Regions from separate parts of the Homo sapiens genome. Here regions 1, 2, 3, 4, 5 and 7 are each linked to region 6. Evidence: chromatin loops called from intact Hi-C (ENCODE). Cell type or tissue: PC-9. All regions are shown on one strand. Links, peaks and the distances in the headings refer to the core of each region. The heading gives the core; the rest is flanking DNA. Region 1 overlaps NET1 (neuroepithelial cell transforming 1). Region 2 overlaps NET1 (neuroepithelial cell transforming 1). Region 3 overlaps AKR1C1 (aldo-keto reductase family 1 member C1). Region 4 has its middle 19 kb from the start of UCN3. Region 5 has its middle 22 kb from the start of AKR1C1. Region 6 overlaps AKR1E2 (aldo-keto reductase family 1 member E2). Region 7 holds the start of AKR1C3 (aldo-keto reductase family 1 member C3).

What was found. Hi-C counts contacts between places; a loop is a spot of excess contacts. Peaks named below come from ENCODE experiments on the same cell type or tissue, not always from the same donor. Only the 100,000 strongest peaks of a DNase experiment are listed, where the experiment ranks them.
Region 1: a loop joins it to region 6, with 26 times the contacts of the local background. A loop is called at or near these places in 63 of 110 quality-filtered maps.
Region 2: it touches region 6 in a loop (3-fold over the local background); 60 of 110 quality-filtered maps call a loop at or near these places.
Region 3: a loop joins it to region 6, with 20 times the contacts of the local background. A loop is called at or near these places in 46 of 110 quality-filtered maps.
Region 4: it touches region 6 in a loop (13-fold over the local background); 68 of 110 quality-filtered maps call a loop at or near these places.
Region 5: a loop joins it to region 6, with 7 times the contacts of the local background. A loop is called at or near these places in 19 of 110 quality-filtered maps.
Region 7: a loop joins it to region 6, with 24 times the contacts of the local background. A loop is called at or near these places in 89 of 110 quality-filtered maps.

Annotation. Positions count from the first base shown.
Region 1 is chr10:5,431,718-5,436,259 of GRCh38, forward strand. All of the region lies in intron 3 of NET1 (neuroepithelial cell transforming 1), which reads left to right. Among named protein-coding and RNA genes, the nearest start is that of NET1, 21 kb to the left of the region's middle. In PC-9, for the core only: CTCF peaks have their summits at 2,487 (motif pointing left) and 2,705; no DNase peak of the experiment used is centred there; H3K27ac peaks cover 1,664 bases.
Region 2 is chr10:5,448,027-5,452,568 of GRCh38, forward strand. NET1 (neuroepithelial cell transforming 1) reads left to right here. Exons shown (of 12, transcript NM_001047160.3): 4 at 3,804-3,911; 5 at 4,332-4,499. Among named protein-coding and RNA genes, the nearest start is that of NET1, 38 kb to the left of the region's middle. In PC-9, for the core only: a CTCF peak has its summit at 1,983; a DNase peak (open chromatin) is centred at 1,945; H3K4me3 peaks cover 3,145 bases; H3K27ac peaks cover 3,582 bases.
Region 3 is chr10:4,980,175-4,984,716 of GRCh38, forward strand. AKR1C1 (aldo-keto reductase family 1 member C1) reads left to right here. Exons shown (of 9, transcript NM_001353.6): 9 at 1-3,109. Among named protein-coding and RNA genes, the nearest start is that of AKR1C1, 19 kb to the left of the region's middle. In PC-9, for the core only: a CTCF peak has its summit at 2,114 (motif pointing left); a DNase peak (open chromatin) is centred at 2,017; H3K27ac peaks cover 2,467 bases.
Region 4 is chr10:5,381,784-5,386,325 of GRCh38, forward strand. No RefSeq gene overlaps it. Among named protein-coding and RNA genes, the nearest start is that of UCN3, 19 kb to the left of the region's middle. RefSeq lists an enhancer at 3,286-3,904. In PC-9, for the core only: CTCF peaks have their summits at 2,423 (motif pointing left) and 2,628; a DNase peak (open chromatin) is centred at 2,418.
Region 5 is chr10:4,939,466-4,944,007 of GRCh38, forward strand. No RefSeq gene overlaps it. Among named protein-coding and RNA genes, the nearest start is that of AKR1C1, 22 kb to the right of the region's middle. RefSeq lists a cis regulatory region at 1,993-2,564. In PC-9, for the core only: no CTCF peak of the experiment used is centred there; DNase peaks (open chromatin) are centred at 506, 2,246 and 3,546; H3K4me3 peaks cover 669 bases; H3K27ac peaks cover 4,000 bases.
Region 6 is chr10:4,847,905-4,852,446 of GRCh38, forward strand. It overlaps AKR1E2 (aldo-keto reductase family 1 member E2), which reads left to right. Exons shown (of 10, transcript NM_001040177.3): 10 at 1-158. Among named protein-coding and RNA genes, the nearest start is that of AKR1E2, 24 kb to the left of the region's middle. RefSeq lists an enhancer at 1,793-2,087. In PC-9, for the core only: a CTCF peak has its summit at 1,932 (motif pointing right); a DNase peak (open chromatin) is centred at 1,917; H3K27ac peaks cover 2,023 bases.
Region 7 is chr10:5,092,738-5,097,279 of GRCh38, forward strand. AKR1C3 (aldo-keto reductase family 1 member C3) reads left to right here and starts at 1,677. Exons shown (of 9, transcript NM_003739.6): 1 at 1,677-1,791; 2 at 3,673-3,840. The coding sequence starts at 1,708. It overlaps LOC124900291 (U8 small nucleolar RNA), which reads right to left and starts at 806; the gene lies at 671-806. RefSeq lists an enhancer at 1,520-1,814. In PC-9, for the core only: CTCF peaks have their summits at 2,098 (motif pointing left) and 2,304; DNase peaks (open chromatin) are centred at 1,634 and 2,024; H3K4me3 peaks cover 3,731 bases; H3K27ac peaks cover 3,872 bases.

The DNA of each region.
Region 1 (4,542 bases), core at 138-4,137, 580 kb after region 6:
ATTATGAACTCATGCATATAAATACTTGTTTTACATGGATTCAGTTTTTTTTAAATTTTGTTTTGTAGAAAAGACAGGGTCTCACTATGTTGGCCAGGAAGGCCTCAAATTCCTAGTCTCAAGCAGTGCTCCTACCTCGGCCTCCCAAAGTGCTGGGATTACAGGCATGAGCCACCACGCCTGGCCTCATTTCAGTTATTCTTACTGATGCCTCACATATCTGTCTTTGGCTGTTGGATGCTGTTTCAGGATGGTTCCTGTGTCCTTTTGACATGACCTTTATCTCACATCTAGTGGCTTAATAGCCTCCTTGTCTTCTAGGATGACAAATTATTGCAGGTCCTATTTTTTTGCTCTATGCCTGGAATCAGTCATTTCTAAAAGGAGTCTGGTTGCTTTGGGAAATGGTAGAGGCTAAAATCTGGGCATTGGGAATACTCCCTTCTACTGGATTGGTCATTGTTGATAGGACTTTTTAATGAATAGAGCTAGGAGATAAATATAATTTTAGAAAAACAAAACAAAATATGAATTTATATTGAAATTTCAGATTCAAAGATAAAGGGATTTAACTTAATCTTATCAGTCTTACTATGTAGAGTTCCTTCAACTTCACCAAAAGTCCAGAGACATTGATTTAATTATGCATTTGATTTATACTACAGTTCAAAGACAACAGCTTGCATTATTATTGATTACTGAAAACGTTTTATGTTTTCTTGCATTTTTCAGCTTTGTTTAAACCTATAGGTTATAACATAGTAGGGATGTACAGTCAAATTACTGTGTTTTTAAATTATTACACTCACTTCTGTGTGTAATTACACCAACAGCTCATTTGGTTTTTAAAAAAAATTTTATTGTTTAAGAATTACTGCTTTTTAAATTTATCTTATAATTGTGTGACAGAATTATGTAGAATTTTGAAGTCATTCTACAGAGGATTCTTGTTCATATTCCTGACTCTTCTACCCTACTCACTCTTTCAGATGAAATCTTTTTTTTTTTTAATTTTATGGTTTATCCTTCCACTTTTAAAATATATAAGCAACTATATATATATAGTATTCCACTTTCTTGGATGAACTGTATGTAGCCTACTGTCTTTCTTAATGTTTTGTTTGTATGTTTGCTCTTTGCTTTGGTATATCTTTTGATATTTAGGTAGGTTTGTGTTTTTGTTCTAATGGTTCTTTATACTGATACCTTATGTAATACCTTTTGGGCTACTATAAATGGGTTAATTCCTATGAGCATTTAGTTAACTAGCACTTCTCCCTACCCTCTTTCTCTTCTGATTTGAAATACTATTGCTTGACTTGTAGTTAATGCATTTAAGGCAGTAAGTGAGCTTATTTTACTTTTCATGTACATTCACCACTTTCCTCCCATTTTTAAAAATAGTTTGTCAGAGCTTTTAGCCATTACGAGCTATACTGTAGACCCTGATAACCATCAGGTAGTCTTAGTTCTACTGGTAAATATATATTTAATTCTCAGCACCAGTCCTCATGTTGAGTCCTTTCTAGTTTTTTTGTTTGTTTGTTTTGGTTTCTGAAGCTCATTCTCTAGTACAGGGGTCAGCAACCATGACCCACAAGCCATATGTGACTGATCTCTCTATGTTTTGTTTATAGCTGCCTTCGTAAACACTGCAGTATCTGGGCTGAGCAGTTGTGACAGGAACCATAGGACCTGTAAAGCCAAAAGTATTGACTCTCTGGCCCTTCACAGAAAAAGTTTGCTGACCCCTGCCCTGGAGTTGAGTAGATTCTCAGGCAGTGTTCATGGTATTCCCCAAGTACTTGCATGTTGCATGTTCTTTTCAGTTTGTTTGCAACCTTTATACTTGAAGGTTCATTTGGACGGATATGAAACCCATGGCTCACCTTTTCTTTCATTGAGTATATTTAATATTTTACTCCATTGTGTTCTGGCATAAACTATGTCTTTTCAAAGTCATAATAAATGTGTAGTTTCAGGTCATCTTTTGTTTTAGGAACTTTTTTTTTCTTGAATTATACCTTTTGGTATTTATTGTATTTTGTTTCCCCTCTGTACCCTTTATATTATCTTGGATCTTCATCTTTTAAAATCTTTTCTATTTATTACTTTTTCTCAAAACTTTTTATCTTTTTATTTTTAAAGCCATCCTCCTTTTTTCCCTAATGCATTAAGCATTGTACTTTTCATTCTGAAATAATTTTTTTTATTTTTAATTCTTAGTTCTATCACCTCTCATTTCAATTCCTTCTCCAGTCACCTAATTTCTGAGTCTTATGTTTCTTCAGAGCTTCTGTAATTTTCTTAATTTACTTCACGCTGTAGAGACATGATTCTACTCCAGTCTGTGTTTCCTTATAATAGTTTTAAGTGGAATTCTTAATACTTCTGTCGCTCATTTTTCAGTGCAGTAAGTTTCCTGTATGGTGAGAGGAATAGGCCAGGATAGCCTTTTCAGCTTCATAACTCTAGAGCTCCCTCTTGTGTTGTGTTCACAAGGTGATTTTTCAAAGTATGGTTTCATCCTTTCTGAGATCTTTTCTGCTCCCTTTCTCTTTTATCTGGAACTTTTCTTGTCTTTGCTTCTGTTGCCCTGTTCTTCTCAGTCTGGAGTCTACTCCTAGGAGTTTTTCTAAAAGAAGTATCAGTTTCAAGAGTTTACATGGCCCAGACTGCTCTAACACCTATTTGCATGGCATTGTTCTTGTTCTCAGCCTGAGAACAAGATCCTTCAGAGCCTTTCCCAGATGAGGCTGCTATTCTGAGACTAGTATGCCATTGAGGCTTCAGGGGAGGTTGAAGGGATTCTCCTGTTCCCAGGGCCATCAGAAAAACCCCGTGCCTTCCCTCTGCCTCATCATACACAAATGCTGATACTTTGTGGGCCTCATAACTGTCTGGTTTGTCACTCTGCTCATATTTTGAGGTTTAAGGGGAATCTTTCTCTTTGTTGTGGATTTTATTTGTGGGTTTTCTTTTTTTTTTTTTTTGGTTATGCTAGTTGCTCTGTTTTTTTTTTTCTTTAAAAGTAAAGACCTGTCAAAGAATTAACTTATTAATGAGTTAACCAACATTATAGAAAAGCTGATCAAAGGACTAGGAAACACTGACATACACTAGTCACTGAAGGAAAGAATGGTGGACTGAGATTACCAAATTATATATAAAATATTAATATCCTCATCTGCATCTCTACCTACAAAATTTATTTGCATTGCTGTGAGTTTTCTACAGAGTTAACTTTTACTTTTTCAGAGCTATAGAAAAGCCTGCTCAGTACAAATAGTGAATCAAACAAAAGGCTTGAAGTTCTGATGATCCCAGTAGCATTAAGCTGTATTTATACTTTGAAAATAATGATTGGCTAAAACAGAGATACTCAACCCTGGCTGCAGATCAGAGTCACCTGAGGGTGGCTTGTGTAGCAGGAGAAGTGTGCTACGGGACCTATTCCAGACCAATTCCATATATGAATGGAGGAATAGGGGAGGAAATGAGGATAAGTGACATTGGGACCTAGGAACATTTGATTTTTCTTTTTATTTTTTAAAGATACCAGGTGATTCTCATGTATAGCTAGAGTTAAAAACTAGAATGTGACATTCTTAAAGTTATTCCTCCCTCCCCCTGATTTTTGCTTGGACTTACATCTAAATACAACAGTTTTTATGTAATAAGCTAAACATAATCTGTTAGTACAATTATTTGATGCCTGTTGCTAGGAGCCATTCTACTTTATATGCCTCCGTGCCTGAGATAGATAGATAGATAGATAGATAGATAGATAGATAGATAGATAGATAGATAGATAGACAGACAGACAGATAGATAGATAGATAGATAAAATAGATACTCCGTAAATATTGAATTAATGAATGAAATATTAATAATACAGGTCAAATGAATGACATAAGACCTTGGACTTACATAAGCATATAACATGATCATTGTATTACGTATTTGGACTTTGGATATCTTATATGAAGAATTTAATTCTGATGTCAATTGAATTTTCATGTTATGGATCATTAGCTATTTTGTCTTGAAGCTGTGATTGTTTATCAAATTTTTCTCTAGGTAAAATTTCAGCCTTGTCTTACTAGGCTGACTTACTTCTGTATTATATATACAATTATTCATTTTTAAAAGAACACAGTATTAGTTTTCCAAATGTGTTTCTCAGCTGTGTATGTTAGCAACTACAATCTTTCCTTTTTATTTTGATAGGAAGAGTCAAAAGTGACTGTTGACTTTGTTAATGTGAAATAACACTGGCATGAGTATACTGAGCATATTTTTGTGACTTAATTTCTTTAACTCTGATAGTTAGTGATTATAACACAAACTAGAACACTTCTAAAGAAATGTTTTAAAGTATGTTCTTTTTCTGAAACTTCAAATTTAGGATCTCAGTTTTCCGTTTTCCTAGAAGTTAAAAGGAGGTGTGTGTGTGTGTGTGTGTGTGTTGTGTGTGTGTGTGTGTGTGTGTGTGTGTGTGTGTGTGCATATATATATATATATATATATATTTTTTTTTTT
Region 2 (4,542 bases), core at 262-4,261, 600 kb after region 6:
TTCTAGAAAAGGAATTCATCCCATGTGATCATAACTCGTTTTTATCTTTTTAAAAATAACTTTTATTTTCTTTTGATTTTAAAGTTTTGCTAAAGATTTTAAGAGAAGATTATTTAACTATTATAACCCAAAGGAATAGACCCAGGTGCATACTATTTTTTTTATTCAGTGTCTTGATATGATTGGTTATAGAAGAGACCCTCCTAAAATATGTTCTCTAACTGGCATCATTAGAAGAAAAAGCCTTTCTACAGAATGCTGACTTCTCAACAGGATTTTTCCATGTCGTTGCAGTTAGCTGTAAGGCATAACCTGAAAAATACTTTAACTTATTCTCAACAATTTTCTGTTTATAGATGTCGAGAAATTTTTAAGGCATAAAATCTAACTACAAGTGGATTACTAACATTAATTAATACCCTGATCTGTGGACAGATTGCCTATAATAATGTATGTGACTGCCTGGCTAACCTAGTCTGATTAAAAATTAACCTAAATTGACAACATAAACTTATGTTAGAGAGTGTTGGACTTTTTTTCCCTCCAAGTGAACTTTAGCCCTGGTGAAAGGTTCCCTGCAGCAGAAAATTCATTGAGCATGTAAAGCTTGTTGGCATTTTTTTGTTTATTCCCATGGATTTTTGGATTTTTTTTTTTTTTTTTGAGGAGAGTAAGGTTCCAGTATTCGTATCTGTTCTTTAAGCTTCTTGAATTTGCCATAACGTGTTTCCAGGACTCCAAAGTAAAAAATAAACAATCCTAGCAGTGGAACTATGGGTGCCTTCCATTTGGTGGTGGTGAGATAGAAAGCGCCTGTTCCACTCCCCCTTCATCACCTCCAAATGCTGTGTCTGGCCTATCTAAATATTGTATTAGGAATCTGTTTTGTGACTGCAAATATTTAGGTTCTTAATAGTCAAATCAAGATTATTAAGATAGTTCATGTGGACCTCTAAAGAAAACTACTTTTGGTTTCGGCTCACATGGGCCAATTTCTGACGTGTATTCCGAAAGACACAAATTTTTGTCCCAATCTTTTAGGTGGCCTGTGAATGCCTAAACCATGTCACTTTTCCACAGAAGTTTCATGTATGAGTCTGTTTTCAAATAGTATATGTATCCTGAAATTAGTAGCAGCATTATACCTTTACATTTCATAATCACACTTTTCGTTATTTTAGTCATTAAAATTGTTCATACTTTTAAAATATATATACTAAAAGTTTGTTTTGTATTTGCCAAACATTCTTCATGTATGTCCTTTGAGTGAGGCAGGAAAGTTATCCACCATCATCCCCAAAAGCATGTGAAAAAGTGCAAAGTGCCCTCCTCCTTTCTCTCCCTCTCCCAACCTGTATTTCCTGAGTAAGCATCATACTTCCCAAGACATCCTAGATTTGATAAACTCTGAAAAGCAGCATTTCCTTTGTGGAGAAGTGGGATTATAGTTGGATTTTTAAAGGACTGTGGAACATATTTAACCACCAAATACCACTTGGCATAATATGCTGCCACCCTAAAGAGACCACATCAACAAAACCCGTGTTCGTTTCAGAAGTATGCTTTAGATATATTTACATTCACTTATCTAAATCTAAATTCTGTAGTTTTAAAATATCACATAATTTTGAGTTACCAGGAAGTTAGTAGTTGTACAGTAACTGGTCCTATAAAGATAATAAATTTTTATCATTAATTTGATTTTATGTGATAAAATAGATATCAAAAATTTATTTCCTGCTAACAAAATTTTCCTTTCATATTCACTGGGAAAAGCACCTTTCCAAAGACCTTTTAAGTTGAAATTAAATATTATATTTTCTGGGAAGTCAAATTTGTTATGCATGAAACAAGGAAGAGGAGTTAACCTCTGTTCCCAAAAAGCGGAACAGAACTTTCTGACAACTGCTTTGTTCCAGTGAAATGTCGGCATTTCTTACTCTGTGAGGTAATTCTATCTTCAGTCCAACAGGAGACTCTTTGTGCTGTCTTTACTAAATGGAAAGGAATGCCTGTGCTGGCCCCTGCACACGCGTGTGTCAGTCAGTCAGCACAGATGTACGTGGGGGAGGCATCCACACATGTCCTCAGAAGCACAGCGTGTGCCATCTTATTACATATCGCGAAGGTTTCTTTTGCAGTTAGTTTATATTCAAAGTTTTACTTTGGAGTTGATTATTTGGTATGAGGGGTTGATCTACAACTCTGCCTCTTAAAGCCTTCAGATTTCCAAATTCTTTCATTATCTACCAAGTTTCCTTAATAGTTCACATTCCTTTCTGATACATATGTATACATTTAGGAGCTTTAATGAGTCTAATTGTTTCTTTGGATATTCAAATTATTTACATTTCTTTCCAAATAATGTTAACTTTTCCTATCAGTTTATTCTTAAATAATTAATTAAAAAAAATTTTTTTTTACCCAAACCAAAAATGGTCAATATAGTCTTCAGTTGTTTAAAGGCATTATTTTTACTCATTTTCTACACCCCTTCCTTTTTATATTACTTTAGTCATGTCAAAGAATTTTTAGAAAAAGTTGCTTCTTCTGTTATTTTTAAATGATGTCTTATTTTTCAGTGATAATTTTAATATAATTTTAAATTATATATCCTCCTGGATTCTCATCAAAATTATTTTGTCAAGTATGCCACAATTGTCAGAAGCACAAAATACAAATAGTTATGCTCCATAGACATAAAGAATAGACCTGCTAGTTTTATGATCTGGCATTCTTCATTTCAGTAACTGTGTGAGTCACCTACTGGTATGCCTCCATTTTTCTAGCGATAAAATTAGAATAATGCAATTTTTGTAAAGTTTCAAAATCCTTGAATAAGTGATGTGTTTGCTATATTATTATTTAAAAGCAATAACATGTAGAATCATAACTATTTCTTCTCGATTTGTATATATCTTTCCTTTAAGTTAATAAATTACTGTTTGAGAGAGGATCTAATTTATCTATGAATCCCAGTGTTTATGTAGTAAATGGAAATATTCCTAAAATCTGTTAGTAATAGCTCAAACTGAGTATGTGCCAGGCACTGTTTCAAGCCATATTATTCATTTAATCTTCACAACAACTTCATAAGAGAAGTGCTACTTTTAGCCCCATTTTATAGATGAGAAAACTGATGCCAAGGGTGTGCCCTAGCAAGTGGTAGAGCCGGGATTTGTGCCCAGTCAGATTTCAGAGCCTGGGTGCTCTTTTAACTCCTCCCTGCCTTGGCTTCAATATTTTTCAGCCCATTCCAGTGTCAGACATGTTGATTGAAAGGTTGTATTTTCTAACGGAAGTAGTTAAGAATGAAATGATACAATGTCTGAGATTTGCTTTAAAACATTTAAGTAGGGACAAAAATGAAACAAATTGTTATACCAGACACTGTGGAGGCCCCTCGATAGACACATGGGATCCATTATGCCATTCTCCACTTTCATGTATGTTCGAAAATTTTCATAACAATAAGGCTTTTTTTTAAAAAAAAAAAAAGTTATTCCCTGCATTAAACTGAAAAGTTCATTAGATTTTAGGATGTAATTTCCTTGTTTGAATTTTAATTTTTTCCCCTATTGGAAATATTTGACTGGCCTTTCTTACACACTTATTTTTTGAAAAGTTACTGCTACTCAATAGAGTTCTTATTGTTTTGACAATGAAGAACAACTCTTACTTTCATGTTTCTGTATTTTATAATGTACAAAAATTGTTTTGTGAGAGGGCTTTACTTTGTCCAAGTTTGTATGAAATCATTGCACCTAGACATATATTTAGTGTCATCTGGTTTGTTTTTATAGGAGCCAAGCAATAAAAGAGTTCGACCTCTGGCTCGTGTCACGTCCTTGGCAAATTTAATCTCTCCTGTAAGAAATGGAGCTGTCAGACGTTTTGGTCAAACAATACAGGTAAAAAGAGAGGAGGAAGAGTAATGTAGTCAGCGGACTTTATAGAAGCCTGGAATTTGTAGTTGTCTTTGAGCTGTACAAACAAGTTTGCATTATTATATTTAAACATAGTTTTCTTTTTGGAATATGCTAGTAAGGAATATTGTTCCAGAACAATGTGTAGCCTCATTATATTAATTTGCATCTTATATTAATTTGCATCTTATAATGCATAGTCTTGGCTAGTTTTTATTCCCAAAAATGTAATTTTAGCTGATAAATATTTAAGATTGGTAGGTGGAAACTTGGATAAATTATTGTTTTCTGCATTGAGAAATTCTCAGAACTTTGTCTTTCTTCACTTTAAAAAAAAAGAAAATGGGAATAATTCTATTTCTTCCAAATCTTATTTTCTCTTTTGTTCACCTTTTCTTTTTTAAGTCATTTACCCTTCGTGGTGACCACAGATCCCCAGCCTCTGCCCAGAAGTTTTCTAGCAGGTCAACAGTCCCAACACCCGCCAAGAGAAGGAGCAGTGCACTGTGGTCAGAGATGCTGGACATCACCATGAAGGAGTCTCTCACCACCAGGGAGATCAGACGGCAGGAGGTATGCTGGCACTCAGTGTACATGTTTTCCCAAAAGAACAGCA
Region 3 (4,542 bases), core at 267-4,266, 130 kb after region 6:
AAAGTTTTTCATCATCACCACAGCAATCACAAAGAGAATAATTATGAATATACGCAAGAGGAAATGAGAAGGGAATCCAAATGTCATTAAAAAAAAATCACGCCACCTCACAAAATGGTAACAGTGGATATAAAGGATAGAAAGCTATAAACCTGGTAGGAAAACATTGAAAATGGCACAAGTGACTCCTTCCCTGTCACCAATGACAGTCATGTGTTGCATAATGCCTGGGCTATCTTCTGAGAATGGCTTTGTTAGGCAACTGTGTCATGGTGGGGACATGATAGCATTAGAGAGAATTCTCTCAAACACTGTCATGGCCTTATCAACTATGCTTCTGTAATATTCTGAATCCTTCGCTGCCTTTCCAACAGTGTTTACAACGGTTTCCTAAGAAATGAAATCCATTTCACCAAACCACTTTTCTTGCTCATCCATAAGAAACACTTCTCCTTTGTTAAAATTACATCATGAGATTGCAAGCATTCAGTAACTTGCAAGCTCCAATTTGAATTCTAGTTGTCTTGCTATTTCCACCACATCTGCAATTACTTTCTCCACTGAAATCTTGCATTCCTCCAAGTCATCCAGGAGGGTTGAATTCACTTCTTTCAAACTCCTGTTCAAGTAAATGTTTTGCCCTCCTGTCACGAATCATGAATGTTTTTAATGGCATCTAGAATAGTAAATCTTTTTCAGAAGATTTTCAATTTTCTTTTCCCAGGTTCTTCAGACAAGTCACCATGGTAGCTGTAGACTTATGAAATGTATTTCCTGAACCATAAAACAAGAACATCAAAATTACTCTATGATCCATGGGAAACAGAATGCATGTTGTGTTAGCAGGCATGGAAAGAACAGTAATCTCTTTCAACCTCTGTAAGAGAGTTCTTGGTTGATTAGGTACCTTGTCGATAGGCAGTTCTAATTTCAAAGAACTTTTTCTTTTGCTGAGCAGTAAGTCTTAACAGTGGGCTTAAAATATTCAGTAAACCATTATTTAAGGAGATGTGGCTTAAATATCTAGGCTTTCTTGCTTTATTTATAGAACACTTACAGAGTAGATATAGATTAAATCTTAAGGACCCTAGGATTGTTAGAATAGTAAATGAACATCATATGTTGTAATATAGTTAGCCAGGGAGGGGAAAGATCTCTACAAGAAATAATTTTAAAAACTACTCAAAGAAATCAGAGATATCACAAAATGACAAAACAAGTACAGGGGCAGCAAAAGGTAACAGATGTCAACTATGAGATCTCATCAAGAACTAAGAAAATGGAGAAAAGTACCAGATGGCAGATGGGAGGCAGTGTGAGCATGCCTCTCCCACTTGGAGATTAGTGTGTAGAGATTTACATTGTGAATTTCTTTTCAAGAACCAATGCAGAGACTTAACAGATATATGAAAAAATTTCACATACACTCTGAAGAAGTCTCAGGCACAATCCTACTCCATGAAATAAGAAAAAACCATCACATCCCCAGATTCTGAGGGGAGAGAGTTCACTCCAGAGCATACATCCCCACTGGGGATCTGGAAATTCAGGCCACAAGAGAAGGCTTTGATCCTGTGCGGACAAGTGCCTTGAGCAGAATCCACAGGGGAGAGCTGGAAGTGCATGGCAGATATGAGCACAGAAGCTGGGTGTCCAGCCTTGTGGGCAGACCGGGAGGGATGTGGCCTGAAAGCCATGGTTATTATCTCAGCGTGTAAGCTGATGATCTGAGGCTGGTCAGAGTTCTGTGCGCAGACTGCCTGGATGTAAACCTGGCACTGTTAGCAGAGCACTGCATGAATGAAAGGAATGAAAATAGCCTTGCCAACTGCATAGGTGCTGGGTGAGGCTCACTGTGGGGGGCGCACGGCAAGCTATTCAACATTACGTACAGGCATTTGAGGTCGGGGCATGGAAAAATACTGAGGCAGTGTGTGTATGTTATTTGTGCTGAGAATGAAACTCCTTGACCTTGAAAACAGGACAGGGAGTGGTGTGTGTGCTGTGATAAGGAATGCTGAAAACGGTCTCCTGAGAATGCGGTTTGAGTGCTTTTACAAGGCCACAGGTGTCTCACGACCTGACCTCATAAAGCCATCTAGTGGATGTTTGTGGCTTAACAAGCCCCTTCAATAAGTACTTGGCGGAGGGATGCTGGGGGGACCTTCTTAGAAGAGCTGCGCCCCACCCCCCTCCCTGGACAGCCCAGCTACAATTGTCTGAGAACTCACTGCAAGCTGTAAGCGGCCCACTACTTCCCACTCCCTTTTTTGAACTCTTCTGTGCAGCAGAGGCAATTAAACTCTCCTCTGGAACATTACCCCAGCAGCCTGAGAACCACCCCTTGGCGCTCACAGGGGCTGCAGCCTGCCTTATCCAAGGACAGTTAGAGTGCAGACCCACCTAACCCTGGACCCACTGGTGGTACCCATCCACCCATCCTGGTAGCTTAACACAAAGATACACTTTTAGGAGCTTCATAGCCCCTCTTCCCCCATTGCCTGAGAAACCACTTTCCCTGGGCAACTTAGGGCAAGCTCAAATCCCACTGCTACCACCACAGCTGGTGCTCTTTTGCAAGTGCCACCTCCTAGCTGGAGACCAACCAGCACAGTCCACACAGCACCTCAAGGAAGAATAAATAGAACTGTTCCCAGGAAGGAGAAAATGCCTGCATGAGCTCAGCTGTTACCACTGCGTACCACACCCTGACCAGTCAGAGGTCTTGAGTCGGTCCGCATGACAAGTTCACCGCTCGCATAACCAGCATTCAAGAAAGCCAGCACACTAAGCCTATCTACAGCCAGGGAGTCTCAGAGTCTACGTCACTCCCCTGCCACCTCAATCAGAGCTGGTGCTGGTATCCACTGCTGGGAGACTTGTGCTGAGGTGAAGCCTGGGCTGGATGGCTGGAGGATGAAGAACTGCACGGAGGAGATGGAGGCACCCAGACAGATGCCCCATGGACATCCTGAAGCAGAGCTGCCTCACTGCCCTGCACACACATGAGAGCGCAGCCAGGAACAGAAGGACTGGGCAACATTCAGGCGGAGCCCAGGCCAATTTTCTAAACATGGAATATGAGTTAAATAAATGGCTTCGTATTAAAGCCTGTATGTTAAGAGGGTTTGCTTTATATCCCAAAGTATTAGTATAATCATGATCTCCTATGCATAAAAACAGGACAAACAACCCAATAAAAGAGTCAGAGAGTTAACAAGCGCTTCACAAAGATAAAACTCTAAGAGAATAAATATAAGAAGTATATACTATGTGAGTATATATGGAAAAGAAAGAAATTCACAATGATTTGGAGACTAAAGAACACCTAATTAAACTCCTTGTTTATGAAAATGAAGAAAAGGAGATGTCCCTGGCAGAGGGATACAAGGTAAATTGTCAACTCAATGCTGAAACCCAAATCTCTTGTTTGGGTCCCATCCTAATTCTCTCCACCCATGCTGTCTTTCCTGTGGTAAAGTGGAAAACCCTTATGATGAACACAAAGCATTTGTGCATAGAATATGCCAGGGAAAAGGAGATGGCCCAAGGGTGTCCTCAGAACCTTACAAGAAGCACATGTTTGAAGGACACTATGCAGGAGCCCTGAGGCCCACAGCCCCGCTCCTCACCTGCACGTTCTCTCTGATACGCTGCTCATTGTAGCTCTTGGCCAGGACCAAGAAAGGAGAGGAGGCTGATGGCATTCACCTGGAGAGTGCTTCTCCTGTGGGGGTGCAATCATCATGAATTGTTCCAGGAAGGCTCTCTATAGGTGCATCCACTCTGCGCTCCTGTGGGATAAGCCCCAGCTGTGTCTACAGTGGTGCACCAGCGGGGAACAAGGACTGCTTCTCCAGGACCTTTCTCAGTCACAGAAGCTGCCTGCCTGTTGGGGCAGAGGGGCAGGCTTTTCCTACTGCACCCAGCTCTGCAGTTGTTTGTCTGCTGCAAGAAATTTCCCAACAGTGGAAAGACCTGGGATTCAAGGGCTGCCATTCAGGTTTTTCTGTCCCACTGGTGTTCCCTTATGTGGTACTCTTTTCCCTACCCTCAAAATGGGACTTCGAGAGAGCTGGACTACAGTGATTGCTACTGCTCTTCTGGGCCTAGCCGCCCAGTGGGCTCCCAGACTCCAGGCTGGTGCTGGATTTGTTTGCAAAGGATCCAGTGATGTGACCTGTCGTCAAGTCTCCCAGCAGTGGACACCAGCACCAGCTCTGATTGAGGTAGCGGGGAGCAACGTAGACTCGGAGATGCCTTGGATGTAGGTAGGCTCAGTGTGCTGGCTTTCTTGAACACTGGTTATGTGAGCGGTGAACTTGTCATGCGGACCGACTCAAGACCTCTGATTGGCCAGGATGTGATACGCAGTGGTAATAGCTGAGCTCATGCAGGCATTTTCTCCTTCCTGGGAACAGTTCTATGTATTCCTTGAGGTGCTGTGTGGACTGTGCTGGTTGGTCTCCAGCTAGGAGGTGGCACTTGCAAAAGAGCACCAGCTGTGGTGGTAGCAGTGGGATTTGAGCTTGCCCTAAGTTG
Region 4 (4,542 bases), core at 357-4,356, 530 kb after region 6:
CTTAGACTTTCACTCATTTTCTTCTCTCCGCAGACCTCTAGTATATCCTTCCCTTTCCAACCTCAGCTGCTGACTTTACTCCCTTTTCATTAAGAAAATGGGGTGTTTCAGAAGCACGATTTCACAGAAACCTCACCACCGTGTCTTCGCCCGGAGAGCACCTGTACTCACACACTCTGCCTTCCTTCCTATTGAGTTAGTTGAATTGTCCGTGCATCTGTGTAGGGACAACCTCTGTGTCACACTCTAAGTTCCCATCCCCTCTCACCCACTTAAGACATGGATCCAACAACCTTTCTGTCTTCCTCCCACATCTTTGATGCCACCTCCCCCTCTGCATCATTCACACTAGCAAGCAAACCCATTTTTCTTTCTCCAATGCTAGAAACAATACTTTTTAAAAAATAAAAATGGAGACAGGGTCCCACTATGTTGCTCAGGCTGGTCTCAAACTCCTGGGCTCAAGCAATCTTCACGCATCCACCTCCCAAAGTGCTGGGATGACAGGTGTGAGCCACCGCACCCAGCCAACAACTCTTGACTTATCGCCTCTTCCAGAGAGTAGCACGTTACTCTGCCTTCTTTTACAGCAACGCTCTGACAATTTCTCTATACTCTCTTCTTTCTCTCTCCATTCAACCCCCATTAATCCGGCTTGCATCCCTATCATTCCACTGAACCCTCTCTTCAAGGTCAGCCTAAATCCAGCACCCAAGCCCCAGCCCTCACTCACATGACTTAGGAGTATCCTGTAACACATGGGACCACGACCATGACCTCCTCCTGGATAGACTTTTTTCCAACTGGGCTTCCAGGACACTCCACTGCTTTCCTTCTCCCTCCGTGGCTCCCCCTTCTAAATCTTCATTGCTGGTTCTGTTACCAGAAAGGGATCCTGATTCAGACCCCAATAGAGAGTTCTTGGATCTCATGCAGAAAAGAACCCAGGGCAAGTCCAAGGGCCAAAGCAAAGGAATTGAAAGAGCAACTACTCCATAGACAGAGTAGGATGGTCCCGAAAGTAAGAGGAGGAACCTGTCCCCCCTAGGTACAATGCTAGTTTATATATAGGACAAAAGAAGATTGGGGGGATGTCCCCTGCTACAAGGGTTTGTGATAAAGGATTAATTTTCTTAATTACTATTTTTTGCAAGAATCAATATTATTATATTTAAAGCAAACTTAGGCATGCTTCTGTTCTCAAGATATCAGGACATCAGGACACTCCCAAGTCTGAGTCTGTTTAGTAAATGTTATCAATCTGTTCCCTTAACCATAAACATCTTGAGGCCAGGAATACCCAACTTTCTGGGAGTCAGCCCAGCAAGTCCCAGCCTCATTTTCCTAGCGCTCACTCAGGATGGAGTCGGTCTGGTTTGAACTCCTCTAATAGTTCCTCTTACTAGTAATGTTCTCTCCTCAAATATCTGCTGCCTCCCTTGTCACTCCCTTGAAGTCCTTGTCAAAGCTGCTTTCTTTGGAGGCTACAATGCCCACTTTTTTGAAGCTGCAATCCATTCCCTCTTAGTGTCCTCTACTTTTCCCCAAGAGCACCTGCCATCTTTTAACCTGTGGTATAATTTACTACCTTATAGTGTTTATTGTCTTTCACTACAACATAAACTCCATGAGGACTGGGGTTTCTTCTGTTTTGTTCAATGCTGTGTCCCCCATGTCTGGAACTGTGACGAGCACGTGATGGGTGCTCAATAAATAATTGTAAGTGAATCCATTAAATAAGGATGTACTGAAGCTGCTGTGATAAGGAAGCTGTGCCAACTTGGCATTTCAAATACAGCGTTTATAATATTTAAGAGTGTTTGGCCTAATACAATCGTAGTCAGCCATGTAATTCCAATTTTAGAAGTGTAAATGTTGTCAATAAATTTACACTTGTGATCTTAAGTACAAATCTTAATCACTTGTAGACAGCTTTAGAACAGTGAAGAGTACTTAATTACCATAGGTATAGTTTAATTTATTAGATTTTTAAAGAATTATTTACAGTACTTGGGAAAGTTTGTCAAAACCCTCAAAAGAAAATAGAATATATTAAATTTATAGGCAACCTAAAATATTTAAGAGCATTTATCTAAGACTGTAAAAGAGACCCAAAATTCATGTGTATTCCCTTTAAAAGTGATTATACAAATTTTCTAGGCTTATGAATAATAAGATTCACAAGCTGAATGCAAAACCTTAAGAAAGACTGTGGTTATTATCTTTAGTAGATTATTAACTTTTAAAAACAAAAGAAAATCTATAAATAGTATTTTTCTCGATGCGTCAGTACTCATGTACACACACACACACACACACACACACACACACACACACACACACACACACACACACAACCTCTAGAGCATGAAAAACTCATCTCAACAGTGGATCAGTTATTTAAGGACTTCACTAGTGCCCTCCAGTGGCTGAACAGAGAAACAACACATGTACGTTGAAGAATAAATTTTATTTTATTTTACTTTATTTCTTTGAGACAGTCTTGTTTTGTTGCTCAGGCTGTAGCACAGTGGTGCAATCACGGCTCACTGCAGCCTCAACATCCTGGGCTCGTGTGGTCCTCCCACCTCATCCTCCCAAATAGTTGGGACCAAAGTTGCATGCCACGCCTGGCTAATTTTTTTTTTTTTTTTAAGCAGAGACAGGGTCTCACTATGTTGCCCAGGCTGGTCTCGAATTCCTGGGATCAAGTGATCCTCTCTCCTTGGCCTCCCAAAATGCTGGGATTATAGGCATGAGCCACTGCACCTGGCCAATAAATGTTAAATACTTAGTAAAAGCCTAATAAAAATGTAAGGCACTACGTAGGACATACACATTAAACATTTTTTTCATCAGTGAGTACTTACTACAAATTTTCAATGCAGTGAGACATTTCATGGTGTGTCTCCACTGTCCATAAACCCTGGGGTGGAGCAGACAGGTGCTCTGGGAGCTCAGAGAGGACACAAGGAGGAAGATTCTGGAAGTTTCATGGAGCAGGTAACAATAGAACTGGGCTCTAAAGTAGGAATTACATCTGCAGGAAATTAAAATATTTTACCCCAAAATATTTAACTTTTTTTTTTTTTTTTGAAACGGAGTCTTGCTCTGTCGCCTAGGCTGGAGTGCAGTGGCATGACCTTGGCTCACTGCAACCTCCGTCTCCTGGGTTCAAGCAATTATCCTGCCTCAGCCTCCCAAGTCGCTGGGATTACAGATGCCCACTACCATGCCCGGCTAATTTTTTTGTATTTTTAGTAGAGACGGAGGGGTCTCACCATCTTGGCCAGGCTGGTCTTGAACTCCTGACCTCATGATCCACCCGCCTCGGCCTCCCAAAGTGCTGGGATTACAGGTGTGAAACACTGCATCCAGCCATTTAACATTTTTTTTTAAAATGACTGCCACTAGGCCAGCAAATGGAAGTGGCCTTGCAAAGTTGGGGCTTTTGGGGGGAAATTTTGCATCTGTAGAGGATCTCTATGAATGCAGCCATAACCCCACCCCACTTCCTTTATCTTACCCAGATCCAGGAGAGGTTGGGATTCTGACCCTTGAAAGTCTAAAAGAAGCATTTACTATCTATTCTCTCTGAGGGAGACTTCATCTACATAACAAGGCCACCTGTGCTAGCCAAGCCTCTTCCTCTCTCCCTCTCATCAACAGTCTTGCCACTCAACTTCATTGACCAACATAACCTGTTTCTGGCCCTGCTCCGAGTCTGCCCTCTTTACTGTGGCCTCAAGATAGGACATAAGTTCCTGTACCTCTTTGGAAAGTTGTGTCAGAGGTGTTCAAACCAGAGCGACTCCATCTTGAGTGAGGGCTAGAAAATGAGGCTGGGACTTGCTGGGCTGCATTCCCAGAAAGTTAGATATTCGTAGTCTCTAGATGTTTATGGTCAAGGAAACAGATAATTAATGTTTACTAAATAGAGGCAGACTTAGGAGTGTCCTGATATCCCGATATCTTGAGAACAGAAGCATTCCTAATTTTCCTTTAATGATAATAATATCAATTTTTGCAAAATATAGTAATTAGAAAATTAATCCTTTATCACAAATCCTTGTAGCAGAGCATATCTCCCATGATGATTTAATATTATATATAAACAAGTATTATACCTAGGGTAGACAGGTTCCTCCTCTTACTTTCGGGACCATCCTCCTCTGTCTATGGAGTAGCCGCTCTTTCACCACTTTACTTTCTTAATAAACTTGCTTTTGCTTTGCCCTGTGGACTTACCCTGAATTGTTTTTTATGCGAGATCCAAGAACCTTCTCTTGAGGTCTGGATCAGGACCCCTTTCCGGTAACAGTTGAGTCTTCATCCTGAAGGCTCCCGTATATACACATTAAACAAATTTGTTTGCATTTTCTCCTGTTAATCAATCTGCCTCATGCCAGTGATTTTCCAGCAAACCTTGAGGGGACCAATGGCCGTGGCCCCCACACATCACATGATCATGGAGGAAAAAGGATATGCTGGGAAACGGGGGCAAGTCTGGTTGGAATGGAACGCACACAATGACAGTGAAGA
Region 5 (4,542 bases), core at 201-4,200, 91 kb after region 6:
AAGTTCTGAGAAACTGCTGGGTGATGCCCAGGCTGAAATATGTGCTGAGATCAGCAGCCTTCCCTTGAGCAAAGTAAAGGATTTTGTTTTTAACAACAAAACACATTTCTTGTGTACCCTGAGTGTTTCCCAGAGACTCTCATGACCTAGTGCTTACTATGGAGGAATGTTTTCATTCAGATGAAGGAAAGCTTTCCATCAATGCAAGCATTGTGACAAGTTGATAGCCATTGCAACCCAGCTGTCCCTCAGAATGAGTGTGTTCACTGGAGGAGGTGACAACATCTTCATCATATTAATGAAAGCAAATGTCTAGGTTTTTTAGCAAAAGCACGAACTCTGAAAGAAAGCATAGTTACACATTAACCAGCTTGCCCTGTAGCCCACTTCCATGTAACTTCTTACACTTTGGAATCATGTAGTCCCTATCACAAGGTCCTAACCTCATAGATAACATCTCAAACAGTAGGAAATCTCACGTTTTCCACTCGAGATATTTTCTGCATCATGCATTATAACAGTTCTACAGATGCCATCCAATCTACAGCCCCCTCCGAGGAACTGACTCAGCCCCACAATGCAGTTACCACATCCTTAGGCTTTCATAGTCCACACCCTGGCCAGTCAGCACCCCGCCCTGCTCCTCAGCCCCCTGCCTGCCAAAATTCCCTTGAAACCCCTGTCTAAAACTCCTCAGGGCAGTGAATTCGAAGTTTCCTCCTATCTCCTCATTTGTTTGCCTTCAAGTATTAAATCCCTTCTCTGCTCAACAGCCGCTATTTCTGTGTGTTGATCAGTTACTGTACAATGAGCACAAACACGGGGATCTTGTACAGAGGCTTGTCCTGTCAGGTTTCCACTGGAAAGCTGCCATAAGCCCAAGGAGAAAGTGAGGCACAGACAGCGTCTTCCTCAACTTCCTTCCAGAGGATCGCACTACACACCCAACAGCAGGCTCTCAGAAGTCTTAACATATAAAAACGTAGTAGATAGGTAAATAGACTTGCAGAAGGATAGGTTTTCCTCCCCTCAATTCTTAACATATTCACCCTCACTCATGCACATTCTCATGTACAGTTTCCCAGTTACCCTCCCTAATCAGATGCTCTTACCAAACTGTGTCCTGTGTCCGGCTGTGTGCAGTTGGGGGTGAAGGGAAGGGAGGAAGGAAAGACAAGAGACTTGGCCCTGATGGTCCTCAGTCGTGGGGAGACCAATCTTAGGCCATGCACTATTCCTTCATTGCCATTGTCAGGGCCATGTTTGCTACTTCTGGGACTGGGTTTTATTACTTTCCTTCACCTTTTCTGCTTTGCATGGGAAATGCAGATACCCATGTAGGCACAAAAGGGCATTTTCTTCCCTCTCTCTTCTGAAGTTTTGATAATTAGAGTGTATAAAACAAACTGACAAGTGAAAGGTTAATATAAAAAGACAGCAAATTTGTATATATGTACATGGACATCAGATTCCTGCCAATAAGAGACTCCAGGGTGGTCCTGATGACAGAGGGTTTCATCACATCCTGAGGCTACAGAGAGAACAGGGGCTTGGGGTCTCTGGGGGAGGTGGAGTCTCAGGTAATGGGGGAGTGGAAGAGGCACACATGGTGAGCCAAGGCTGTCCCCACATAGATGTGAGCCTCTCAGGGGCTCGCCAAGCTGACCTCAAGAAGGTAGGTGGCGGCCTGTGGAGAAGCTTCTCAGTCAGACCTTTAAAGTGTCAGGATCTTAGTCTGTTTTTCCTGGAAGTTAATCTTTCCTTGATCCAATAAGGCATATAAAGGGGTCCTCAGAGAAAGGCTTTTACCCTCTGTTCACTTCACTAATGTACATTTCCTCAGCACTTACAAATCTCTGCGAGAGAAGAAAGCTTTTCAGGTCTATTTGTGTGTCAGCAGCCTCTCTGAATTGTGACCCCTCTGAATAGCCACATAAAATATGCCAAAAAAGTACATTTTGAGTGGCACATTTTGCTTTCCTTCGCCCTGTATAACACGTCTTAAAAACAAGAGTGTACCATGAGGTCCACAGCCGGTGGCCCCACTCCTGCCTCCTGAACAAAAGCTTCAACAAAAGGGATAATTTAAAAATGAGCAGCTCTATTTCATGGGCCACTTTCCAACCACCTGGCACTAAAGTAAAAGACCGGTGCAACTCAGAACAGGTACAATGATCCAGGCTTGTGACTGGCAGGTCTAGAATGCCATAGAAGTCCCCTAGTCACTGTGAGTCAGCAAGATTTTCCAGAGAAGGAGGTTGGAGATAACACTATGGAATCACTTTTAGAGGATCACGCCTGGTGGATGTGAGTGCCTTATTGAGGGGTGGGGTAGAGCAGACTTTTCTGACACGTGAAAGCAAATGGGCCTGCTCCACCCTTCAGTGCAAACCAGCCATCTGAAGCTGCTCTTATTTAATCATAGGGAAACAGTCACTTGCTTCAGTAGAAAACATTTTCAACTTACTCTACTATCGCATAAAGCAAAGGCATACAGTTGAAACCACTTGTGCTTTTAACATTTCTGGACCCTCCTATACCTATGAATAAATTTAAATGACTTGCTTATTCCAAATGAAATCCCTATGTTATTTAGGAAACATGTTTAGGAAAATACTGGACTGGAGAGAAAAACAACTCACAAAGAGTCCTGTACTCTTCCGGTGACCTACTTCACATTTAGAAGTTTGGTTAGTTTTTATGCCAGTCAAAACATCCTGCCATGTAACTATGGAGCATGTTCAGTAAAATCAAATGTTTTGCCCACACAGACAATAAAAATGAACTTTAATGTTTTTTGCCTTGGTCTTCAAAAATGCACCCAAAGGAGAAACACTGCATTTCCCAAACAGGACAAAGTGATTTGGTGCCAATCTCTTAAGAATGAAGAATGAAGTGTTTAGCTAGTTTGAGAGTCAAGAAAAATTGAGAAATGCAGAACTCAAGTTTCACACTAGAATATCGTTGTTACAAGTAACAGGAGGAAAGAAAAACCCATAGTCTTGGCATTACCCATCATTTTTTAGGGAATTTTCTATACCTTCTCTGTATATTGATTTTTCAACCTTGGATGCCAAGAAGGTATAAAATCCCATGTCCAGGCATCAGTACACACCCTCTTCTCTCAATGAGAGAAAAATACCTAGGACTTGTGGGGATACAAGGAACCCTTTGGCCAAGTGATTAGTCTTTGGTCCTTAACACTCAGCCTAGTACATTTTGGGCTGGGAGAGGGGAGGTGGAAAAATGGGGAATATTAACCTCACGACTAAACAAACACTAATGTTCCTTAGTGGAAAAAAGGTTATCCTGTTGAACCAGCAAAATGACTAGAGGTTTCTGCAAACGGCTAGAGGTTTCTGCAGACATTCTAGTTCATCAAAATATTTTAATTAATTTTAATAATCTTAGCGAGGTGCTAAAAGAGGGACCCTAATGGGATGTGAGACAAACACAAAGAGATTTTAGTTTTATGAAAAGCAAACTCTATGACTTCACAAACTAGATTTTGTATTAAGGTCGCAATGTAGCCAAGTAATTCTGGGCATGACTGTTTAAAACAGGAATGTGAAACCAGAGAAAGGCAGCCCTCCTTTGGCTGGGCGATGGCATAGCAGACCAGGAACTTTCCCCCACATGGTGCTCTATACAGGACAGGGGTGAATCAGCTCAGCTACACCATGTGCCTTAGAGACTCTGAACATGAGACATGTGGAAAAAGACCCTAAAAAATAATTACAGGCAGAATGCAGGAAAAACAGCCAGATGGCCAGGCATGGTGGCTCATACCAGTAATTCCAGCACTTTGGGAGGCTGAGCCAGGAGGATCTCTTCAGCTCAGACCAATCTGGAAAACACCTTGAGAACTCATCTCTGCTAAAAAGAAAAAATTTTAAAAATTAGCTGGGTGTAGTGGCACCTGTCTGTAGTCTCAGCTACTTGGGAGGCTGAAGTAGAAGGATTGCTTGAACCCAGGAGGTCAAGGCTGCAGGGCATTGTGATTGCACCATTGCACTTAAATCTTGGCAAAATTTTTTACAGTGGCAACACAGGTTATGGGATGGAGAGAAGAACAAGCCTGGCTAGCAAAAGAGGTTTCATTATTTAGATGAAATCTCCCAGGAAGCAGCCCTCAGAGAGAACAGCTGAGAAATGTTTTTCTTTAGACCTTTAAAGGTATCAGATTCTCAGTTAATCTTTCTTCTATCCAAGGGAGATTCTCAGAGAAAGCCCAGCTGTAACAATGCAAATTTTCTCTACAGATGCAAGTATTTCCCACTAAAGACAGCTTTTTGTCCCTTCTAATATTTCCTGCTTTTCTGAATAGCTGTCTTGAAATGTGTCAAATAAATGTATTTTAGTGTAAAATGTTTTGGTTCCCTTGAAGCTCAACTTTGAGTCCAACTAAGACAAGAGGGGATTTATAACCATAGAGCACGGTGAGGTCAGAGGAGAAAAATTACTAAGAGAAAGCACCCAGAGATGAGGGTGGCAGCAGCAAGGCAGAAATTCTGGAATACCAAATGATATGGTTTGGCTCTG
Region 6 (4,542 bases), core at 400-4,399:
AGGCCAGCCCGCGTCACCTACACTTCCTTCTGTGCCCTGCCAGTGACCCCCAGGTTATTCTAAAGCAGAGTCCTTCCCTTCCCCCAGTGAGAAGGAAAATGGGATAAGTCTGGGACACTGTTTCAGTTCAATAAAGAGGCTTTTTTCTTCCTTAAAAATCTGAATTTTAATTTCTTTTTTTTTTTTTTTTTGAGACAGAGTCTCACTATGTCACCCAGGCTGGAGTATAGTCAAGTGATCTCAGCTCACTGCAACCTCCGCCTCCTGGGCTTAAGTGATCCTCCTGCCTCAGCCCCCCAAGTAGCTGGTTAATTCCTAAATACTAGTTTTTAATACGGTCTTCTGATAAGTCAGATTATACCTGGGGAACCCCCATAGCGGAGATGAAATACAGCTCACTTTCTCACATCTGCTCATTCAGCCTGTTTAGATTCATGTATCAGAAGGAGGCCCTGCAGAGCATGGTGTTCACGCCCAGGCGTTGGTAGAGGGTGTGGGTTAATGGACTTCCTGTGGTCCAGACGCCATGATCCCTGTCTTTGCTGTCTGCTCAGTGAATCTGGCCTAGCTCCTGTGCCCTGGGATTCATACCGGATCTCCAGGGATATAACTTCTCAACTCACAGGCCCTTGGCTCCTATTCAAAATGAGTTAAGCCAGAAAGAAATTGATGTCTACTCCATGGTCTCTTCCCGCTTCTTGTGTCCCCCACATCAGCCTCCAAACAAGCCTCTCATTTCCTCCTCCCTCTGCATCAGGTTCAGGGAAGATATGGAGGTGTTGCCCAGTGGCTGAAGGGGACTGTTTGGGGACAGTTCCCCTCCACATCACTTCCCATTTTCACTCTATCACAAGCAGGCCAGCTGAGTCAGAGGTGTGGGTTCTGCAGATAAAAGTTGTGCTTTTCTAGCTCTGTGATCCTGAGCAGACTGCCTCACCTCCCAGCCTTCAGTGTCCTTGTCCACTCAGTGGAGGAATTGCAGCACCTCCCGGTTGTGGAGACAGCATCTGGCCCAAGTTATGTTCTAGGAAGAATGCATTGTTACTGCGACCAGTATCATTGCCATTGCCTCATTCCTCAGTTTCTCATCCACCTCCCTGCCCAGCCTTCCAGATGTGCAGGGATGTGTAGAAACCTTCTAGCTTGGCCTCAAGAGAGGACTTTGCTGCGGGTGTCACCAAAACGAAAAGACATGACTGGTGCAAGAGCTTCATGGGAGCCTCGCCCTAGTGGGGGTAGGATTGAGGGTGGGGTGTCATGGTTTGACCAAATTTCCAGGGAGAGTTTAATCAGAAGACTGTTTACAAAGGACTGAGGAAATGGGAGAGTCTCTTGACCTTCCTACGATCAGGCCCTGTCCACCACCATGGACCTTTAATTTTTCCATGTTCGTGACTCCTTATCATTCATTAGCTGTGTGACTTTGTGCAAATTACTTAACCTTTTAAACCTTTAAACTCTTTGTCACTGTCTACCTAGAGGTGTTAGGATTCAGTGGCATAGTGCCATGCAGCAGGTGACACAGTCATCTGCATGTAGCACTCTTGTGAACACATGCGTGTGTAGGTGTGTGACTTGTATTTTATCTCCCACAGAGTCAAAAATCTAACTGCTATTTTGTGAATTTTCCTTGTCACTTATACTTAAACCATTGTTCATTGACCTTAAAAGTAGAGAGTAGAATGGTGGTTACCAGAGGCTGGGGAGGGCAGGGGTGGATGGCTGATGAGGAGAGGTTGGTCAGCAAGGACACAGTTGCAGTTGGGAGGAATGAGTCTCAGCGCTCCATTGCACAGTAGCGTGAGTTGGTTAACAGTAATACGTCAGGTGTCTCACGATAGCTGGCCAATGAGGATCCACTACGTTATTTGCATTTCATGGATTTACTTCCAGCCGGCATGAAAACTGAGTGAAGCTGGCCACCAGGTGGCGCTGGGAAGCACTTAATGGTCCAGTGCATCTGCGGCTCTTAACAGGAGATGGCAGCCTTTTACTGTCTTTGATTTTAAGACCTCTTCAACTTTGTACAATCACAGTGAGGAAGGAAACAATGGATAGCAAAAATAGGCAAACACTGGGCAACTGCAAAGCTTAAAAAGTTTCACAGAAGTTACGCAGCCTCGTTCTTGAGCAGTATTTCCCAGTTCCCTTTTCAGATGGTAATTGATAACCCGGCCCCTCTTGTCTGTTCATTCTGAGTGGAGCTGACAAGCCCTCCCCTTCTTTGGTTCCCTGCTTTTCTCTAGGGAATGTGACTTCTGTGTAAGTTCTTCCCCACTCTGGGGCCTGGAGACCAAGGTCCACAGAGGAGGTGTAAACGTGTGCCCTTAAGGGACCCTCTGCGTCAAATGATTGTGGGCATCTCTCCTGACTTTAAGACTGGGAGATACTCAGATACTCGTTTCAGTAGCTGCTTCTCCTCATTGGCACTTTCGTATTTTATTTGAATGGAAAATCCAAGGATAAGTGGTAATCAAAGGCTTAAAAAGCTGGAAACAGATTCGGGAGGTGTGGATGGGCATCAAATGGGCATCAAGGAGCAAGAGACCTTGGGGAGGATGGCAGGGCCTCGCTGACTGATGGCAGTTTATGTTTGATTGTTTTGAGAAACTGCCAACTGTTTCCCAAAGTGCACAGGCTTACAGTCGCATCAGCAATGTGCGAGGTTCCGGTTTCTCCACACCCTCGCCAGCATTAGTTTTGGTCTGCCCCTGTTGTTGTTACAGCTGTTTTAGTGGGTGTTCAATGGTGTCTCATTGTGGATTTCATTACAATTCCTTACTGCCTAATGATCTGAGCATCTTTTCATGTGCTTATTGGCCATTTGTATGTCTTTGGTGAAATCCCCCATGGCATTCCTATGAGTTCACTGTGGGTGCCGCAGGGTGACTATGTGCACAATCTTGGAACTGTGCATTTAGACACTATTTATTAGTTCCCAACTTTAATCAATGATAAAATTCGCATTTTAGCACGTTTATTTCTCCATCTTTTCTCTTTCTTCCATTTCTCCTTTTCTTCACACAGACATCTAATATGCACCTTAAACTTTATGTGTCTAAAACAATGCTTCAAGCTCAACCCCAGCTCTCCAACAAGCTTTCTTTATTGTTATTCCTTAGTTATAAAGATGAGGGAGACTTGGTCTTGCCCTTAAACACCCAAGTTGAAATGGGAGAGGCACGCATGTGGAGGCGATCACAGAACAGTGACATGTGATGCGACCAGCTCTGGCTGGGTTTGGGCACATTTTCATTTTATATCATGAAATTGATCAAGACCCTGTGTCTTCATTGTGTTCCTTTTTCTTGTTATGCAGCATATTTTCACAGGACTGAATTCTTTTACGTATCCATACACTGGGGCAAATCAACTATCCAGACCTAGGTTAGCAACATTAGATGATGTGACATCCACCATACTGTGGTCATTGTCACTCCCGGTTGGATTCTGCTCTGGGCAGAGAGGGCTAATGGGCGTGACTCTAGGCCCAGTTTCCATAGCCTGGCAGTCCTCACTAGGAGGCTAGAGCTGGACTGGAAGCCTGTCTTCACCAACTGGTTTCTGGTACTTTGAACACATGGAGAACAAGGAAAACTACAATTTTTAATGTGCACTTCTGTCACGTATCGCCTCTGCCACTTAGAATTATATCCATGCTCCAACACCAATCCCTCCCTAACATTAGCTAGTACTAACTCGATGCTTTCTGTGTGCCAGGTACTATTCTATAAGTATGTTACAGGTTTTAACTGAATCTTCACAGAAAGGTAGGATTTACCATTATTTCTGTTTTATAAATGAAATAACCAAGGAATAGAGAAGTTAAGTAAATTACCCGCAAATACCCAGCTAGTAAAGTGATGTAAGTAGAATTTGACTCGGGAAATCTGGCTTCAGAGGCTGGGCTTTTAATTACATACCATGTGGGAAACAGTTAACTAGGTACTCTTTCTCTTGGAATTAATCTTTTTAAACTATGTAAATAAGAGGGTGAGACTTTTGGTGTTGATTCCCGAGAAGATAGGACACATTCCACCCCACAGGACTGGCATGTGGCCCAGTGACAGTGCCAGACCCTTTGAACACACAGCTCCGTTCCATGTGACGCCAGTGGAAAATCAAACATTTCTTGGCAGTATTGACGAGTATTTGGATGAAAGAAACAGAAGAGCTCATTAAACCTGCAAAACTCTATTCCAATGGTGACCAGCATTACTTCACCTGGGAAATCATTGAAAAACAATTACTGTGAGACTGGATTGGTGAGTCACACGAGTTCAAGCCATTATATGCTTAATTTACTTCCAGCCCTGATTTTAAACAGAGGCGGTATATTTAAATCAGAAGGAGATACGGAAACAGCAATTTCTTGGCTAGAAAAATCAGCATCTCTAGGGGGAAGTGGAAAATTCTCAAAGAGCTGAAGAGCATGAAAAAGGCTCCTTCTCTTGTCAAGATAGATCACGGCCCTCATTAGTGAAGAAGATTCTGCAGGCACAAAGGGCCCTGAACAAATGCTGGGCAACAACAGAAACTGTG
Region 7 (4,542 bases), core at 514-4,513, 240 kb after region 6:
TAGCATATTTAAGATAATTGTTTTAAAACCTTTCTCTACTAATTTCAGTGCTCATGGTTCTTCAAAAATAATTTCTGTCAACTCGTTTTCTTTCTTATAAGGGACTGTGTTTTCCTGTTTCTTTATATACCTTATTATTTTATTTGAGCATTTCAAAATATAGACATTTTTCTAACTCTATATAGATTTGTTCTGTGTCATGACGATTATCAACTAATATGCTTGGTATGTTCTTAGTCTTAGCATAAGCCCAACATAAAACCCTAAGGCCTTGTCAGCAATTTTCTGAACTTGTATCTGCCTGGACTGTGTGTGCCCATTAGTAGTTCCCCCAAATACCTACTGGCTTTTGAATAGCTTACTATTTCAAAAATTCACACCCCAGCTTCCCCTCAATGGGTTAGACGGACTATTGCACGTCTCTTCCCCTAATCTCTTGCCCTTGGCATCATACTACATTTCTACTCAGCACCCCCATAAATAAATAAGTTTATTTTAGTCAATTTCAGATCACTTCTTGACGCGTCCATGAGACAAGTAGGGGCCTTTTGATCCACCATATTGCTGAAATCACTCTGTAAAAGCTTTCAATGATTTTATATTATATTGTATCAATGTATAATAATTAACTTATTTCTCAACTTACTTTTTGGTTATTATTTGAGGAAAAGTAAATAGAACGAAATCAGGGCATTGCAAGTTCTGACAACTCCAAGATGTTGATAATGTATTGTGCAAACTACATTCATCATGTTCTAATCTGCCCTCCAAAGGAAGGAACAAGTGAAAACTATCCCACATGAGAATTATTCATCCATTTATATGTAATTAATTTCCAGTTTTTCCTTACAAATAATGTTTAACAAGATGACAGATTATATAAAATGGTTATCAGTTTTTTGGCTAGTTACTTCTTGATAGTCTGTAATAAACCTGGTTGAAGAACAAATACTATTAAGGCACTGCTTGCATATATTAAATGATGTCCAAACTCCAAAAACTGTTAATAATTAACACTCCAATAAAAACTACACCAGAATTTCTTTTTATTTGCACCCTCATCAGGATTACAGCTTTATCAGGACTGCATCTTCTTCAGAAATGAATATTTCTCTTACAACGCAAAGAAAGAAAAATCAAAATAAATTTTCTGATTGAAAATGTAAAAAGGCAAATATTTTTACAGTTTTAACTTTAATTTTTTATTGAGGACCAACTATTTGAAAAATTCTCATTAGTCATTCCTTTAAATTATGTGTATGTGAGAGAAAGACGTAAGATGGTTAATTATTTCAAATGATGCAGTATAAAGAAGGGGCATTATCACGGCAGAAACGAAAAAAGATATTTGTAGCTGGAGGTTTTTATAGTCTAACATATGGTTGCTATTTGTTCTACAAATCCTTTTGAATAATTTAATATAGAGATTTAGAATAGAAAATAATACTTTAGATAGAAATTAATGAGTTTATTATAACCATATATTATAATAATTTACTTAGGAATTCTCTTTGATAAGAAACAAATGAACTGAATGCAATTTTCTCCACAGACCATATAAGACTGCCTATGTACCTCCTCCTACATGCCATTGGTTAACCATCAGTCAGTTTGCAGGGGTGGGGGGAGGGGTTTCCTGCCCATTGTTTTTGTAATCTCTGAGGAGAAGCAGCAGCAAACATTTGCTAGTCAGACAAGTGACAGGGAATGGATTCCAAACACCAGTGTGTAAAGCTAAATGATGGCCACTTCATGCCTGTATTGGGATTTGGCACCTATGCACCTCCAGAGGTAAGAATAATTCCTTTTAGTTTTCGGATTTCAAAAGAATAAACCTAGTAGAAGTGAAACCCGTATTGGGTTGTAAGGTTCGTGTTCCTACCTTACTCTGGATGACTCACTGGTCTAGGTTTCCTAGGCTAGGAGAAAAAAGTAGGCAATCCTTGTTCTGCATTGAGGTCCATTCCTATGGTCACGTACTGCTTATTTTTCGTTTGTGCACTGTTTCTTTCTTCTGTTCATGTCTAGTTCCCAGCTTGGCAGAATATGTAAAACTCAGTATTGAAGAACACTGTTGGTCATCTCCCTCTGGTGGAGATTAATTGCAATAGGAGTGATTTCTCTGTTTCTACAACTGAAGAAATCTTTCCATCTTCCAAGAACATACGATCCAGAGAAATACTTATAGCAAAAATTACTGGATATGGTGTGCACAAAACTGTCGGCAGAGTATCACTGTTCTGATGGGCGGCAGTGAGTGCCACCCAGTATTACCGGACCTGGACTAGAGTTTCCACTGTACTATTTCACTTTTAAAAAGAACTTCCTGAAAGAAAAAAATACCACCTCATTTTAAGTAAAATCTAGAACCTAACAAAGGAAAGTCTAAATTCTTAGTCCTTTTTTGTATGCATCATATTTGTATCAAAGTGGTAGGAGTGGTCTTCTGACACAAAAATGAACAAAATGGAGACCTCATTTTCTAGATAGAACTTGTATTCCAAGACTGTCCTCAGGCTACTAAGTGTGTGAATAGGAACTAATTATTGAAATTTGAGTCTCTCACTTTATCGATAAGTTGTGATGATCTACAAGGATACATTTTCTAGACCAGTGACAAAAGTGGTTTAATTTTTAATATAAATTGGCATGGGCAGGAAATGAAAATAACGACACAACTGAAGCTCCAGCCTTGGTAAACCTTTGAGTGTTGGCACACTTAAAGACTGCTCTCAAAAAAGATTTAAAAAAAAAAAAAAAGACTGTTCTCAGGAGATGGCGGGGAGACCGTTATCTAGTTCCTTGTAATTTCAACGAAACAAGAAAGCTTCTTTAAATACATGTAAAAATGAAAACAGTTTATTTATATTTTTGTCATTAAAAAATACCTTTCAAATCTTTATCCAAATTTGGTCAATAAGTCAGTAATTTTAAATTTCACTGGAATTCTGTCTTTCCTGAAAGAGATAGCCTTATTTTTTATGGCAGAACTGTACCTTAGTAAATTCTTAACAGATTTCAGTGAATTTTTAATGTACAAATCGATATCCTCAGAGTATACATCTTTACCCCTAGTGTTCAGTTCTGTTGTGTAGCCAGAATGACTATGCAGAAAAGACTTAATAGACTACTATTCACAGATGCTTTATTTCCCAAGTGAACCCTAGTTGGGTCGATGTAACTAGCATCCAGTCAAAATCTCAAGAACTGAGACACCAAAGAACATCTCTTGTAGACAGCATTTCCCAAATACGATGTTGGAGGAAGTCTGAGTGAGCATTCTGTGTAATATCACTGGGAGAGAACTCATATGAGCTTGCACCGTTTCCCTTCTATACTCCATGTGATTTTTACCATGTATAATATCACTATATTAAAAATAATTAGGACTATTTCAGTCATGTTAACTTTTCCAACAAATCACTGAATCTGAGGGTGTTATTTGGTACCTCCATAACAGTGATCAACCAGAGATTGCCTGAGACTGAAGGTGTTTCTGGGATGCTCAACCTTTATTACTAACCAGGAAAGACTCAGGCAAACTGAGATGGACTTTTCACCCCACATACAGACAGGAGGAAAAGCTGATTCTTGTATAAAAGTCAATGCTTGTGCCTGAACTACCTCTCAGCCACAGTGATCACCAGATACTACCTTTGGTTGCTCCTCCAGGTTCCGAGAAGTAAAGCTTTGGAGGTCACAAAATTAGCAATAGAAGCTGGGTTCCGCCATATAGATTCTGCTCATTTATACAATAATGAGGAGCAGGTTGGACTGGCCATCCGAAGCAAGATTGCAGATGGCAGTGTGAAGAGAGAAGACATATTCTACACTTCAAAGGTACTGTGTCTATGATGAGCTTGTGTGCACATGTATTTATTGTGATTGTGTGGAGATGACAATTCTATGACTGGATGAGTAGTTGTGGGTGAATTTTGCTTCTGGGTTCAAATTTATTCACACATACTCACATACTAAAACTGAAATCAAAATCAAGGAATGATGATCACTTTTCATTTTGGCTGTGTTCCAATTTATGACCTGAAAGTCCCTTTACTTTTTTGAGCTTCAGCTGAGATCAGTGTGATTTGACATGTGCTATAGAATCACAGAGAACAATAATCATGTTATGGTTTTTCTTATCGCCTGGGTGATTTTCTAAGATTTCTTATTATTCTCTCAATTGCTATCTTTATCAGTGAGATAGAAAGCAATATAAGAAAGCTCTGGGAGTATTAAATAATAGACACTTAAATTGTCCTAAATTGTGTCCAGCATAGTGAGCATGTTCAAAACTTGTTTTACCCCCCTTTTATGTTGCTTTAGTTTCTAAGCAACATAAATAGCTATTCTTAAGCATTGGGTTGAATGGATAGAAGAATTAGACTGTTAAAATGAGTTGTAAACTCTACTGAAGATAATTCAGGTAACATCATAGTTATTACTTAATACTAATCTTTACATTTTAAGAATTTACTCCTATCATTCAGTAGATGTACAAACTATACATCCAACGTATAATAAAGTTTATAAGGATAGGTC